Regions from separate parts of the Homo sapiens genome. Here all the other regions are linked to region 1. The links are chromatin contacts, found by Hi-C or POLR2A ChIA-PET in ENCODE. All regions are on one chromosome and are shown on one strand. Each heading gives the region's core, a stretch centred on a gene start or an enhancer-like site at or near the end of the contact. The rest is flanking DNA. Distances are from core to core; before and after follow the strand shown. Region 1 overlaps HECW2 (HECT, C2 and WW domain containing E3 ubiquitin protein ligase 2). Region 2 has its middle 33 kb from the start of DNAH7. Region 3 overlaps STK17B (serine/threonine kinase 17b).

The links. A loop is a pair of places that touch in the nucleus more often than their neighbours do. ChIA-PET counts read pairs that join two places held with the same protein, here RNA polymerase II (POLR2A). Pooled maps may share reads with other maps.
Region 2: a pooled map shows a loop between it and region 1 (2.7-fold over the local background). The contact joins two enhancer-like sites. A Hi-C loop is called at or near these places in 2 of 50 pooled maps. POLR2A ChIA-PET finds 5 or more read pairs at or near these places in 3 of 52 experiments (BJ, CD8-positive, alpha-beta memory T cell and activated T-cell).
Region 3: a map of K562 shows a loop between it and region 1 (4-fold over the local background). The contact joins two enhancer-like sites. A Hi-C loop is called at or near these places in 1 of 168 maps with a recorded cell type or tissue (K562) and 3 of 50 pooled maps. POLR2A ChIA-PET finds 5 or more read pairs at or near these places in 2 of 52 experiments (BJ and OCI-LY7).

What each region holds. Positions count from the first base shown.
Region 1 is chr2:196,400,770-196,405,605 of GRCh38, reverse strand. All of the region lies in intron 2 of HECW2 (HECT, C2 and WW domain containing E3 ubiquitin protein ligase 2), which reads left to right. Among named protein-coding and RNA genes, the nearest start is that of HECW2-AS1, 140 kb to the right of the region's middle. RefSeq lists a silencer at 432-622. Within about 2 kb of position 1,950, at least 2 of the 41 ENCODE cell types and tissues checked have a DNase peak (open chromatin) inside an H3K27ac peak, as active enhancers do.
Region 2 is chr2:196,099,507-196,104,342 of GRCh38, reverse strand. No RefSeq gene overlaps it. Among named protein-coding and RNA genes, the nearest start is that of DNAH7, 33 kb to the right of the region's middle. RefSeq lists enhancers at 2,751-2,850, 3,121-3,270, 3,291-3,380. Within about 2 kb of position 2,947, at least 5 of the 41 ENCODE cell types and tissues checked have a DNase peak (open chromatin) inside an H3K27ac peak, as active enhancers do.
Region 3 is chr2:196,130,339-196,135,174 of GRCh38, reverse strand. It overlaps STK17B (serine/threonine kinase 17b), which reads left to right. Exons shown (of 8, transcript NM_004226.4): 8 at 1-1,592. Among named protein-coding and RNA genes, the nearest start is that of STK17B, 39 kb to the left of the region's middle. Within about 2 kb of position 2,779, at least 5 of the 41 ENCODE cell types and tissues checked have a DNase peak (open chromatin) inside an H3K27ac peak, as active enhancers do.

The DNA of each region.
Region 1 (4,836 bases), core at 701-3,200:
AGGTGTGAGCAGATGGGATTTAGAGCATAAGATGGGGGGTTGGACTTCAACAGGAGCAGAGACATTTCATCCAGAAGAGCAAAAGGGAACACAGAGAAGTATGGCAGATGAGTGGTAGATGTGGCATTGAAAAGGTGAATCTGTTTGCTTCTGTTCTTTATGCATTTGAAAGTGGTGGGGAGCTAGAGGAGAGAGGTAGACATGTGATATCGTCACCTGGAGAAGTGAGGAAACACGTATGTAGAGCACTGTGGCAAAGTTGCCTGGCAGTATTGAGTCCCCTGCAAGATTTGTGGTCCTGAGTCTAAAGTAAGACTCATGAGCATGCTTGTGTTTGGTTTTGTTTTATTCTTCTACCAGCTGGACTGCAGGTGTGGTTTAAGTAGTAGCTAGTTTAATCACTGTTGGGTTTTTCCAGGGGAGTACAGTGGAAGGGGAGACGGAAGATGGAGTTAGAAATATTACCAACAGGAGGGGCCGGGCGCGATGGCTCACACCTGTAATCCCAGCACTTTGGGAGGCCGAGGCGGGCGGATCACGAGGTCAGGAGATTGAGACCATCCTGGCTAACATGGTGAAACCCCATCTCTACTAAAAATACAAAAAAAAAAAAATTTGCCGGGAGTGGTGGCGGACACCTGTAGTCCCAGCTACTTGGGAGGCTGAGGCAGGAGAATGGCGTGAACCTGGGAGGCAGAGCTTGCAGCGAGCCGAGATTGCACCACTGCACTCCAGGCTGGGTGACAGAGCGAGACTATGTCTCAAAAAAAAAAAAAAAAAAAAAAAGAGAAGAAAAAAGAAAAAAAAAGAAATATTACCAACAGGATGATTATAAGAATGGATCAGGGAATCTGGCAGGATAAGGAGGAAATTGATAACTGGGGGTGATTAATGGAGAAAAAGTGGATTGGAGAGCTTGAGATGGAAGGGTTTCTGTAGTGGGAGCACTGGAACTGGTGACCTGGAAGATCAGGAAATGTTTGAATGCAGAAATGTGCCAAAAGACAGGAAACATTTTCCAAGATGATAAAAATCTCAGTAGTGAAAATCTCTTTGGGGTTTAATGTATTTTGAGGCTTTCACCACAATTAAAAAGTGACACTAATTCTGAAGTTACAGATCTTTGACTAGGGGAGGCAGTAGAAGACCCTCTGAACCTTCCTGGCTGGTCAGGACAAGCTTACTGGGTTTTGGGAAATAAAAACATCATTTTCTTCTCCTAGAAGGTCTAGGAAGAGACTTTGAAGAATCTCTTTATTACAGAATCCTAGCAGACATGACAGAGAGAGGCATGACTAATGCTTAGGCAAGTAAGTATATATTCATGGGGCAAATCATAGGGAGAATTATGCTTTTTAACTATTAAAGTTCATGTAATGGGACTTACGCCCAGTCTCCAACTCAAGTGCCATGTTTCTCCTCAATTATTACAAAAATCAAGAGTATCCTATGTGGATACTACAAGTTGCTAAGCTCTTTATTGTATGGATTCAAACAGAAGACTTTTTTCTGGCACTCAATTGCATTTAGTAAAAATGTAGTATAACATGGTTAGCCAACCATAGCCATTGCATGGTTCCATTATATATTACTAGAGTGTTTTTCTCAGATGAATGTGAGGCCTAAAACACTCACAGTGACATAATTTCACAAGAAATTCTGGGTTCTATAGAGAAGGTTGGCAGTGTGATGCTGAAATATGTAACAGGCCTGAAATACAACCTGAAGGAATACTTGAAGAAGTGTCTGGCTTTCTGCTACATATCTTAAGCAGGAAGACAGACATGTTCTTTTTTGTTATTATTATTTCCTTCAAAAGATCTGAGGATCTGTTACATGAGGTCATTCTTCTTCCCTGTGTACTTCCTTAGGCTGACTGGTCTTATAGCCACGATTATCTTCCCTGCAGAGAATGAATTTTCCAGAATGTTTTGGTTCATTTCCTTGAGAGCTTTTAAGCTTTAGAATTTTTTCACAGACTAGGTTAGCTGTAAAACTTTAGGAAAGTGACTCAGTCTTCTTAAATAAATAATGTAAGCCACTGAGTACTTTGTAATCAAGTCACATTTTGCAGAAATGAGCTGCATAGTATAAATGTCTTTTTAAAAGTACATTAAAAATTATGGGCATCTTGAAGGTTTGTGTTTACTGTATCTCTCATATGAGGAGATGCATTTTTAATGACAGATCCTACCTTTCCCTGGAAGTCTTTTTAATAGTCTCTATGGATACCCTATGTGGAAAGCAGAAACACTTAAGCATCTGTTGCTTTATTACTGTGATCATGTTCCTGAACATGTATCTGTTAAATACTTTCTTGTACATTACGTCAGCTGTCAAATGCAGTATCAAAATACAGCATTTAGTTGAGTGACATTTTAGTAGCCTGTGGCTATTTAGTACTTATTTGCTCTTTCTATGCCTATGTCTGTGTCCTACCCAGCACAGTTAAAATTGGTCATCAGTGGAAAGAATGACAGAAGAATAAGAATCCCAAGGTGGACAGGTGTGGTGGCTCATGCCTATAATCCCAGCACTTGGGAGGCCAAGGTGGGCGGATCACCTGAGGTCAGGAGTTCAATATGAGCCTGGCCAACATAGTGAAACTCCGTCTCTACGAAAAATACAAAAATTAGCCAAGCATGGTAGTGCGCGCCTGTAATCCCAGCTACTCGGGAGGCTGAGGCACAAGAATTGCTTGAGCCCAGAAGGCGGAGGTTGCAGTGAGCTGAGATCGTGCCACTGCACTCCAGCCTGGGTGACAGAGCGAGACTCTGTCTCAAAAAAAAAAAAAAAAAAAAATTCCCAAGGCAAGGAATCTGTTTGTTAATTGATTACTTTATTTGATTTACAATATTCACATTTCCAAGTATGTATTTGACCTCCCAAATTAAATTGTTAGCTATAGAAATTTTGTTCGTTCTCTTACAGTTTGTTTTTTGAGTTTCAGGACTATTGTTAAAGGTATACTGTGACAATGTGTATTAGATACCATGAAAAATATATCATTGAATATGCTGTATCACTCACACTGACAAAAAGCTGTTAAATAAATAACAGAGAAACATTATGGAACATAATATCTGTCAGGGGGACTGAATCAGTGAAGGAAAAGTAGCCAAAGTAACCCATGATGTGGAGGTGCACCATGCACACTATTAATGGCTCAGAGTCTCTCACTCTTATTCCCATGTTAGACAACTATTTCAAAGTTTCTTTGACTAAGAATAAAAAGTAAATCTCTTGCAAGCCATCCCCCCAGAAATGAAACTCAAGGTCTGTTAAAGGGCCAGTATATAGCTGCACAATTATCAAATTTCTGAGCTAAAGCTTGTCATTTCTTTTTTCCTTTAGTAACTTATTATGGCAAGTTTCCCTCTTTTTTTTTTTTTTTTTTTTTTTTTTGAGACAGAGTCTCACTCTGTTGCCCAGGCAGGAGTGCAGTGGTGCCATCTCGGCTCACTGCAAGCTCCGCCTCCCAGATTCATGCCATTCTCCTGCCTCAGCCTCCCGAGTAGCTGGGACTACAGGCGCCCGCCACCACGTCCGGCTAATTTTTTTGTATTTTTAGTAGAGACACGGTTTCACCATGTTAGCCAGGATGGTCTCGATCTCCTGACCTTGTGATCCGCCCGCCTCAGCCTCCCAAAGTGCTGGGATTACAGGCGTGAGCCACCGCGCCTGGCAAGTTTCCCTTCTTATGACGCCTAGTTATTTTTGGTACCCTCTCCATTTGAGAACATAGTAGGTCCTTGATTCCATGTCTTAACTTATCTGAGGGATTTTGTTTTCCATTGGAAATCATATTGGTGAAGAAAATATTCTCATTAGTAAAAATTTTTTCTCTAAGATTATAAATGAAAGCTCTTTAAATGTTCATTTTAAAACATCCTGAATATTCACATCTGTGTGATATACAGGATGAATATATACCCTGACTGTGTATTCACTCCTGTGTATATAAAACATCTGTGAAAGGTATATGTCACCTGAACCTAATATTTTGAAATATTTGACAAAAAGAACAACTGATCCATATTTTTTGAGGTAGCGTTTTTAAAGAAAAATTCTATTTAAAAATTCCAGAAGAGTATTGTATTTTTCATAAAATTTCAAATAATACTAATTGTTTCCCTTTCTTCACCAAAGGAAAGAAGTGTTAATGGTGGATTATATATAATAATACACACAGAGAAACACATATGCACAAGTGTACTTTTAAACAAAAATGTATTATGTTATATGCATTCTTCTGTAAATAGTTGCTTCTACTTTGCAATATGCCTTAGACATCAATCCATCTCAATATTCATTGTTTATAACTTCTTGATAGTACTCCTTAATATGCTTGTACTATAATTTCTTTAACCATTACCCTATTAATGGTCCTTTGGGTTGGTCTTAATATTTGATATTACAAATAGTGCTGCAGTAAACATCCCTACACTTACATTTTTGAGCATTTGTGTCAGTATTTCAAAAAACAATTTCTAGGCATGAAACTGCTGAGGCAAAGAATGTGCGCATTTAATTTGAGACATACTGATAAATATCCCTACAGAAATGTTGTTTCAGTTTCCGGAAGTCTGTTATTAATCATGAAACGAAATAAATTAGAAGTTTCTCAAATGATAGGAATTACAAGTCTGCTGAATGATTAGGGCATATATCACAGATGAAGTTTTATAACTCTTTTTGGTTTTGTATAAATTTAAAATTTATATTTTAAGTAGACACAAGTTGAATACAAGACATGGAAATTATTTTAGCTCTTTTTTTTTTTTTGCATTTTGTGGGAATGGGGGTTAGTGGCTCAGAGAGAGGAGAGGGCAAAAG
Region 2 (4,836 bases), core at 1,698-4,197, 300 kb after region 1:
TCTGGTAAGGTTGACCGCTCACAAGGAACCTTGAAGAGGGTGTATAACAGACATTGCTATTTGCTAACTGTGCCATCCTTCTCCCCTCTTCTTACTCACTAACACAAGCCATGAACTAGGCCACCACAACCTTCAAAAGAGGCCAGCCCTTCAGTTGTCCCAGGAGGTGGATCTTGATTCTATGCCTCTCTCAGCGACTGGTTTAGAAATGGCTGAATGACTCCATTCTTGCTAATGCTGTGAGAAGCAAAGCCTACCGGGAGACTTCTTGGGAAATATTCCTGGTACTTTGAAAATGACACAGGAAAGACGAGGTTTTCTCTTCCAACTTTTAGACGTTAACGTGTAAAGATATAGTGCTTAGAACTGCAGTAACCACTTTTGACCATGAGTGTAACTGCAGCAACCACATTTGACCATGAGTGGGTCAACCCAAAAAGATAAACCTTTGTGCTGAAAAAAAACAAAGCAAGGATTTGGGGAAAAAAAACCCTGGATCTTTGATGATGTCATTGAGCTGTTGAATGAACCAACTTGTAACATCCTGACTCTGTTACTCTGTTTTTAATATGTGAGACAATAGATCCCTTAACTGCAGAAACTATTTTGAGTTCAGGCTTCTGTTACTTGCAGCAGAAACATACAAACTAACAAAGGGAATTAGGGATCATGTCTCAGCTGGTTAGTCAGGTATATTAATTTCCTGTTGCAGGTGTAACAAATTACCACAAACTTAGTGGCCTAAAACAATGCAGATGTATTCCTTGACAGTTCAGGGGTCAGAAGTTTATAGTCAATCTGTAGGCAGGGCTGTGTTCCTTCTGGATGCTTAGGGGGGAATCTGTTTCCTTGCCTTTTTCAGATTCTAGAGACTGCCTATATTCCTTAGCTTGTGGCCCCTTCCTCACATCACTCCAGTCTGTGGCTTCCATCATCACATCTCCTAGTATTGACTTTCCTCCTTTTTATAAGGATCTTGGGCTCTCCTGGATAATTCAGGATAATCTCTCGATCTCACGATCCCTAATGTAATAACATGTGCTAAGTCCCTTTTATCATTGAACTAAATTAACATTTTCATAGGTTCCAAGGATTAGGACATTGACATCTTTGGGGACAGTGGTCATTCATTATTCAGTCTATCACACCAGGTGAACTAAACCAACCCTAGAGACAAATTCTGGATGAGAGCTGCAGTCACAGCCAGCTCACCCATGTAGTTAGCGGGAGTACATGGGGCTTCGGAAAAAGGCTTTTCTTCCTAATAAAAGAAAGCTTGATATGACTGAGCTGCTAAATCAATCCACCCTGCAACCCTAATTTTGGACTTCTTGTATAGAGAGATGATAAATTCCTTATTGTTTAAACTCCATTTGATATAGTGAAAATTGCACCAAAAATCATCCTAACTGGTCTTCAGGGGTAGGAACCTGAATTTACTTTCGATTTCTGGAAGAGTATTATAAGCCACAAACTATCAACTCCTATATACGTTGAAAAAATAAGCATTAATGGTAAACTGTAGGTATTGAGGAAATTGTGTTCATGCAAAGGGAATGAACATGATGAAGAGGGCTTGGTAAACTGTAATTATGATCTCCTCTATATTACTTTACTACTAGCCAGCCATGCCAGAGTGTCTGCCATCATCTTTCTCTTTGCAAGTGAGTATCTTTGTTCCTAGTTGGTATCCCTAATTTAGCCCCAAGTGATCAATCCTTCTTGCCTCCTCATCTCTATAACAACACTTGATAATTAAATTGTGTCTTTTCTATGTGCCAGGCACTGCTTTAAGAGCTTTGCCTGGGTTAAATTAATCATCAGGATGAGACTTTGAAATTGTTACTACTGATATTCCCATTTTACAGGTGAGCAAATTCAACTGCAATTTCCTCAATAACCCCAGTTTACCATGAATGCTTATTTTCTCAGCTTGTATAGGAGTTGACAGTCTGTGGCTCATAACAGTCTTCCAGAAGTTGAAATAAATTCAGGTTCCTACCCGTGAGGACCAGTTAGGATGCTTTTTGGTGAAATTTTCACTATATCCAATGGGGTTTAAACAATAAAGAATTTATTATCTCTCCAAACAAGAAGTCCAAAATTAGGGTTGCAGGGTGGATTGATTTAGCAGCTCAGTCATACCAAGATTTCTTTTACTAGGAAGAAAATACTTTTTCCAAACCCCTAAGCAGTGTTTCTTTTTTTGGCATGATCCCTACGCCATTCACAGGCAAAGGGGAATGGATGATCCATGACTCCTCTCTGAGACTGAGCCTAACTACCATGAGCATATTGTTGCCTGATCCCTGAACAAAGCCTGGGGTCTATTAGCAAAAGGAAAAGTGAGGGAACCAAAGGAGCCTTACTCTCCAGGACATCTGCACGCCACCAGAGTGCAGAATGTAAGCTGTCTTGCATGCGTATGAAAAACATAACTCTAACACTGACCCCAAGGTCTCTCCTGCTGTGCATAACTAATAGGCCCTGTGACTGCTTACTGCTGTGATGCAGAACAGACTTCACAGGTGCTCCTCGGCTGGGACTGGTGTGGCAGCGTGGGAGGCAGGGGCATACTGTCACTATGACTGAGCAGAGTATTATTGGAAATGGTGTTTGACTCCCTTCTTATTGGTGCAACTCAAAAGGGCAATGTAGTAAACAGTTCCAGACAAATTTGAAGACAAGATGTTTTTCATAAGGAAGGAAAAAATTCTCACAACAAGCCAAATGTGCATCTTTTCAGATAGGAGCCCTTCATATTCACTGGAATTTCTTAAAAAGTAACTTTCCACATATTTCCCCCAAAATAACCTATTTCACTAAGAGTAAAGCACGTGGCACCTAATTTATCTTCCCTGAACAGAGTAGAGCTGAGTCACTGACACAGAACTGAAACCTTCGCACCCAAGCAGGCTCAAGGGACTGAGCCAGAACTGATTCTCAGATAGCTCAACCCTCCCTCCCTCTCCCACAATAAAGGTTCATATCAAAATCACACTCTGAACATCTGACTCATATCTTGTGATTATTGAACATACTCCTCCTGTACCAATGTTCCTGTGGACATTTGACCATTTCCATGTTCATTTCTTAGGGAAAACAGGATTGTTTAGCTGGAGGTTGAATCAAATAGATATACATATTGAAACCAAGTGTCCTCTCTTGCTGTCTGAACATCCAAACAAAGCTAGGAGCAGCCCCCTTACCATTAATCAAGGACCAGATAAACAGCTATCTGCTGAAGAGGACTTCTGCAGCAATGGCTTAGCCCTCACCTCTGGCACAAGGAAGGATGGATGGGTGGGCTGCAATTAGTTGGCATGTTCAAAATAAGAGACAAGTGGCAGGGAACACCTCTTGGTTTGACTTCAGCTTGCATCACTGTGGCTCTTGACTGCCATTTCTACTTTTCCTGTGTAGATCGAAAGCTCTAATCCTTACCCCTAGTAAGTGCAATAGTGCCCTTTGTACAGTTGGAGACCTCCACCTCCTAGTTTGAGCCAGAATGTGTTCTGTGCGTAAATACATTACATGGAGTCCAAGAGATTTCTTTCTTTCTTAATTTACACATAATAATTGTACATATTCATGGGGTATGTAAGGATGTTTTGATACATATAATGTATGATGATTAGATCAGGGTAATTAGCATATCCATTATCTCAAACATTTATCATTTCTTTGTGTTGGGAACATTCAATATCCTTCCTTCTAGCTATTTGAAACTACATATTGTTAACTGTAGTAGTCCTACAGTGGTATAGAACACTAGAAACGTATTCCTCCTCCCTTGCTCTGATTCTGTAACCCTTAACAAATCTCTCCCTAAAGGTTTCTGTTAACTCCTAATAAATGATCGCGTGGGTTGGCAGAGTCAAGAATGAGGTTAAATGGAGAATTCTTGGCCTGAGGACTATGAATTCCTTTTTTTTTTTTTTTTTTTTTTTTGGCCCATTTGGTTCCACGTGTGCCTCCAGATCTCTGGTGCTGTGGAGCAGTGACTGTGCTGTGTGCTGCACACCTCACTCTCTTGCCGCTTTCCCTGGTCTCCATCAGGACTTTACCAAAACACTCAAGTGCTGTGGCATCTGAGAATGTCCCTCTATGCACTGTCTGTCCATATAGTGAGATAAGGGAGGTGCTGGAAACAATTGTTCTCTTCCTCTATGATTCCTGCAAGTATTGTTTTGCAATTGTGCTGCCCGCCTTGAAAATCACATGGTGCCCCACTGGCAGCTTTATGATCATTTCTCTAAATGAAAGTGAGAGGTTATCGAATTTGTCTAGTTTAGTGTGAGTCACTTATATGCCTGGGAAATGAAGTCCTATCCTGTGTTATTGATACTGGAAGCTGCACAAAAGGAATGAGTCTCTGGAGTTTGGAACTCACCTCATGAATCTCACACCAACCAGTGCTGTCCTGGCTTTTCATTGGGATGGAATGAGAATCAAGTCCCCATGGTGGAGGTTATCGTGAAAACCCCAGATTTTAATAGAGAGGTAATTTGAGTACATAACATATTGAACTTGAATATTATGCACTTGAAGGAAAAATATTTCCTTTGTAGTGGGCAGCCTCTATTATGTTTTGGAGGAATTTTCCAGTAAATCATCTAACAGCTGCTTTACTGTATAGGCCTTGAAATTTTATCTGTTCATTGGTTACAGACACTTTTGCTTTTGGAAACTTCACATGCTTCTCTTTACCAGTAATATTTTGTTCCCAAAATATCGGCTCCTGGGGAGGATTTAATAAAGGCTGACCCAACAAGACATGTTTTTGAGCAAACCTTTTGGATGTCTTTGGCTAGGAACCATGTCCTATGTAAGTGT
Region 3 (4,836 bases), core at 1,530-4,029, 270 kb after region 1:
AGAAATATTTGAATTTTAAATTATAAGTTCATTTGTTAAAAGACATTTTTACAAATGTCTGAAAATCTTAAAATACTTTACATCTACCTTTAAGTAGTAGAATACAGAGCTGTAAATTTCCATGCCTTTTTTCCTGATATTAAGTTTTATAGTAAAAAAGCAACTAGTGATTGCACAAAGAATATAAAAATCCACTCTTTTTACAAAGGTGTGAATTTAAATAACGTTATTGATTGGAATATGAAAATAGACCAATCATTTAAGAGCTTTTTAGCAAATGATTCAATTCTTACTCTTTTTCTCCCAAGATTGAAAAGCATAATGTATTTCTCTAAAGTAGGAATCTAGAGAGCCCCTGTGAGTGGACAAATGTCAGTAACACTTGAACACATGAGAAGATAAGTGTTATGTTGTGATAATTTAAAGTTAAATTTGCTTTTTGGGTAGGATCCCTAAATAGATGGGATTTTTAAATAGATGATATATAGATGACAATTGCAATTGTCATTTTAATTATTTTCCCTACAGTAAAGAACCTAGCTCTGAGCAGTGAAATTGTAATGGCACTTTAAAGGAAGTAAGCCGTTAACTGTTCTCTAGTGGAGCGATCTCCAACTGTTTTGGCACTAGGGACGGGTTTTGTGGAAGAAAATTTTTCCACAGGACTGGGGGTTTAGGGGGATGGTTTCAGGATGATTCAAGTACATTACATTTATCATTAGATTCTCATAAGGAGCATGCAACCTAGATCTCTTGCACGTGTGGTTCACAGCAGGATTCGAGCTCCTTTGAGAATCTAATGCCATGGCTGATCTAACAGGAAACTGAGCTCAGGCAGTAATGCTTGGCACCGCCCCCCACCTTCTATGCAGCCCGGTCGTGGCCTGGGGACTGGGGACCCCTGCTCTAGTCAGTAATAAGGTACTTGTGCCAGAATATAAATCAACACATTGCTTCCTTTATCAAAGAAGTCTTGTTATTTAAAAAAAGTCAACTGAGCCAGTATGATTAGTGATGTAATTGATTTTCATTCTGGCACAAGCCTCTTTCATTCTGGACAGCTCACAAATAGTTAATGGACCATGCTTTGAATAGCCTTCCTCTAAGCAACATTTATAAATACTGATATTTTAGAACTGTTTACATTTCTTCTGTTTATTTTTGAATTTTCAGTTTGATATCTTGTCCTTATTCATTGTTGTATAAACAACTGTACTTTAATTTCAAGTAGTATTAAAAGTATTTCACTTCAGTTTGGGGGGATTATTATCAATTTATAATTTTATAAAAGTATTTTAAAGAATAATTGTAAATTTTCCATAAATTACAACTTCCTGCCATATTTTATTAAATAATAATCTTGCTTAAGGCATATAGACAGACATTATTATGAGTATTCCAGTAAAAAAAATCTACATCAACTTGACCATTCTGGCTAAAAATTAAAAAGCACTTTTTTATATCTGTGGTTGTCATTTGTTTCAAAGCATTTCTAAATTTATTGTTCTTAAAAGTATGTCTGCATGTTCTAGCCTTTGACCTAGGTCATCTATGAACCCTCTTTGTGTCTAATAAACATATCTGTAAAGGCATATAAATCTGAAAACAAGTAGGTCTATTCGCTGGTATCAAGGAATAATTTTTAGAAAATGTCAATGAATTTAACTGTACTACATGTTGCACTATAGTGCACTACGTGTTACACACAAGATGAATGAGAGATTCTTCAAGATATTTATAATCTGGTTGTAGACTAAGGTACAGTCAATTCTCATTATTCATGGTAGTTATGTTCTATAAAGTTCCCATACTTTAGTTACTAATCATTGCTCCTAGGGGAAATACAGAGTTAGGTTCCTGCAAGGCTCTGTTCATAGCATTTTAAACAATTGATCAATGCATAGTTTTGTGTATTTCTATTTAATTGTACATTTAATATATATTGTTGGTTCATTAACATTGAACTAACAGGCAATAGCACTGTAATTCATGCCTGAATGAAGCTTACCTAACTTGTTTTTGAGGGAGAAGGAAAGGGAAAAATGATTGGAAAAATTCAGACTGCAGAAGCAGCCTGCCTGAAAAGTCACACAGCAACAGGCAAAAAATAAAACAACCTTGGAAAAAACTCAGGCTGCACATGGACAGGTAAGAAGATGAGGCTGTAAAACACAGATAAACAACTGGGGCACAGAAGGAGGGGGTGAGTCTCCCGGGTAATCACCAAACTTCACACTCATATAGTGGGCCCCAGTAAAAACAGTGGGCCTTAATAAGCACATTCCTTTCCTTTAGGCACACTAAGCTAGGGAAGCCAGAAGTGGATATTGGAGGGGGATACCTGCAGCTGGAAAAAAATGTCTGGGAACAGTCACAGAAACTCTCCCTCCCAAATAAGTGACACAAAGCAGCACACAGCAACACAGATTAAGAGTCTGCCTAGGTTGTCAAGGAATCAGGTAAAGGCTGATAGAAACTCATGCTCTATGCAGATAGCACACCTGGTCCCAACTAAAGCTTCAGGCCCTAGGAGGATAAGATGCCCCCTTCCTCAGTAGCCCATGTATAAAAACCCTGACATTTTTACTGGAAACCCACTGGGGACCCCTCTCTGACAGCTGTTCTTTCCTTTTACCTGTTAAACTCCTGCTCCAGTTTCTGTGTGGGTTTGTCTGCAACCTCAATTTCCTTGGCCATGAGACCAAGAACCTTGGTGTTTACCCCAGACAATGAGGCTGCTTCATTTTGGGGGCTCGCCCAGGATTTGAAGGTGAATTAATCAGAAGGGTAAGGGAGCAGACTCTCTACTTTCACTTCTGAGGCTTCTCATCCTCAGTTTTTATTCTCTCAAAGAACTATCAAAAAAACAAGGTATCTGTCTGCTGATTAATGAGCCACAAGGGCTAGCTGCCGGTCTTAAAAGACTCAAATGTGAGGCTTGCTGGGGAGGACTTAGTCCATCCCCAGTGCCCTCATGGTGCTGGGAATGTTGGCTCTGTCCAAACTAGTTTTCTGTCACACACAACTTTGCTATTGCATGGGTCTGGAAGAGGTCCTGGAGCAACTGAGGATTTCTGGCCAGGGCTACTCCTGGACTGACCCCAGCCTCCAATTGCCCAACCAGGTGTCGGCCATAGGATCACCAAGCTTTCCTATGCGAACCTTAGTTTCCTCCTTTCCTTTCCACAGTCACCATGTCTCTTGTGCCGTCTCTGTATGCACTGCTGTAGGAGTTTTTACATCCCGGGGAAATAATTCAATTAGGCAAGCTTAGCAACCACCTTAGCAATCAGGAATGCAGGTCAAAGTTTGCTGTTTTCGTGACTTTCTACAGACAGGGGGACTTCATGATCCAGATCTCAAAGACTACTTAACTCCTAATGATAGCACTTCCTGGGGTTGGGTAGGAGGTCATGCCCCACCCAGCGAACATCTCTCTTTCCACCTGGGCTGTTTCCTTTCCCATGTGGGGAGCCAATACTGCCCAGTTGTACTGGATAGCCCCTCTATGAGACAAATGAACTTTCTCCTGCTAGGAGGTATGCTGGGAACAACTTGCCACATGTCAGACTTCCCTCTCTGTCCTTTGTTCAGAGGGCATATGGAGGCAAAGTTACTGCCTGGTATTTCAAGGCTTACAGCGCCACCTAGTGGGATGAGAATTCCCTCCCTGGGCGACCTTGTATGCCCTTTGCCAAAAGCCTCTAGTTTTCCAGTTCTTCTCTTTTTTACATCTGCTAGAGACCGACGTTATGCCCCCTCTGCAAGCAGGAGATCTCTGCTTTCAGCAATGAGGAGAAATATGTCCTCCAAAACCAAATTTTAGTCTCAACATGTACCGCTAGGGTACATGTTCCCTTCTCATTACAGGACCTTAGGGAAATAAAGAGACACTTGGACAGCTTGGGCAGATTTTCTGATGACCCTGATACGTATATAGAGGCTTTCCAAAATTTAACCCAAGTGTTTAATCTAACATAGAGAGAGATGCTATGTTACTTTTAAGCCAAACTCTGTCACAGAAAAGCCTTATAGGCAGCAGAAACATTCAGAGATAAACAGCATATCTCCTATAGCCGGTCTAAAATTCTTTTTTTTTTTTTTTTTGACCAACTCTCCATTAGCAGGAAGGCCACCCACCAATTGACCCTTATGTTCTTTTGAGACACTTATTCCGCCTACAACTAGAATGGCATCTAAATAGAAAGGGGATTTTATGTCTGGAAGTTAACTAGAACTGCCACCTAAGAATACATTCTCTAGTCCGGTCCATAATAGTAGAGTATGAAGCTCAGTCCAGTATACTCCCTCCATTAAAGGACCTTGCTCAAATGCAACTGTTACATAATCTCTCTCAAGACTCACCCATCAAGGAGCCACGCAGGTCACACAAGTCTGGAAGATCAAACGGCAATCACCAGGCAGGGGACAAAGGCTACATGGGTATGCGTGACTATCCCCATTATTTAGCTTCTCTGGGACCATGGTTTGAGGGTCATGCCTGCAACCACTGGGTGGCACACACAGTGCTGGGACCCAGGGACCAGGGAGGGGAACAGTCAGGGGGACGCTCCCATTGTCTTCCCCTCTACCTTGGGTCATACCAAAAAGAACAAGGAGACTGAGGAATGCCTCTTCTCTTGTCTCTTTTCTAGGATGGGTAGCAAGCCATCTTCAGCCTGCACACCTCTGGAGTGCATTTTGAACTCCTTTGACCCCAAAACTAATTTTATTTTGCCCAAGTGCATGGTCGTCTTACCATCCCAAGAGTGAACAGACCTGGCCAGCTGAAGGAAACCTTGACTTTAATCTTATCCAACAATTAGATCTTTTCTG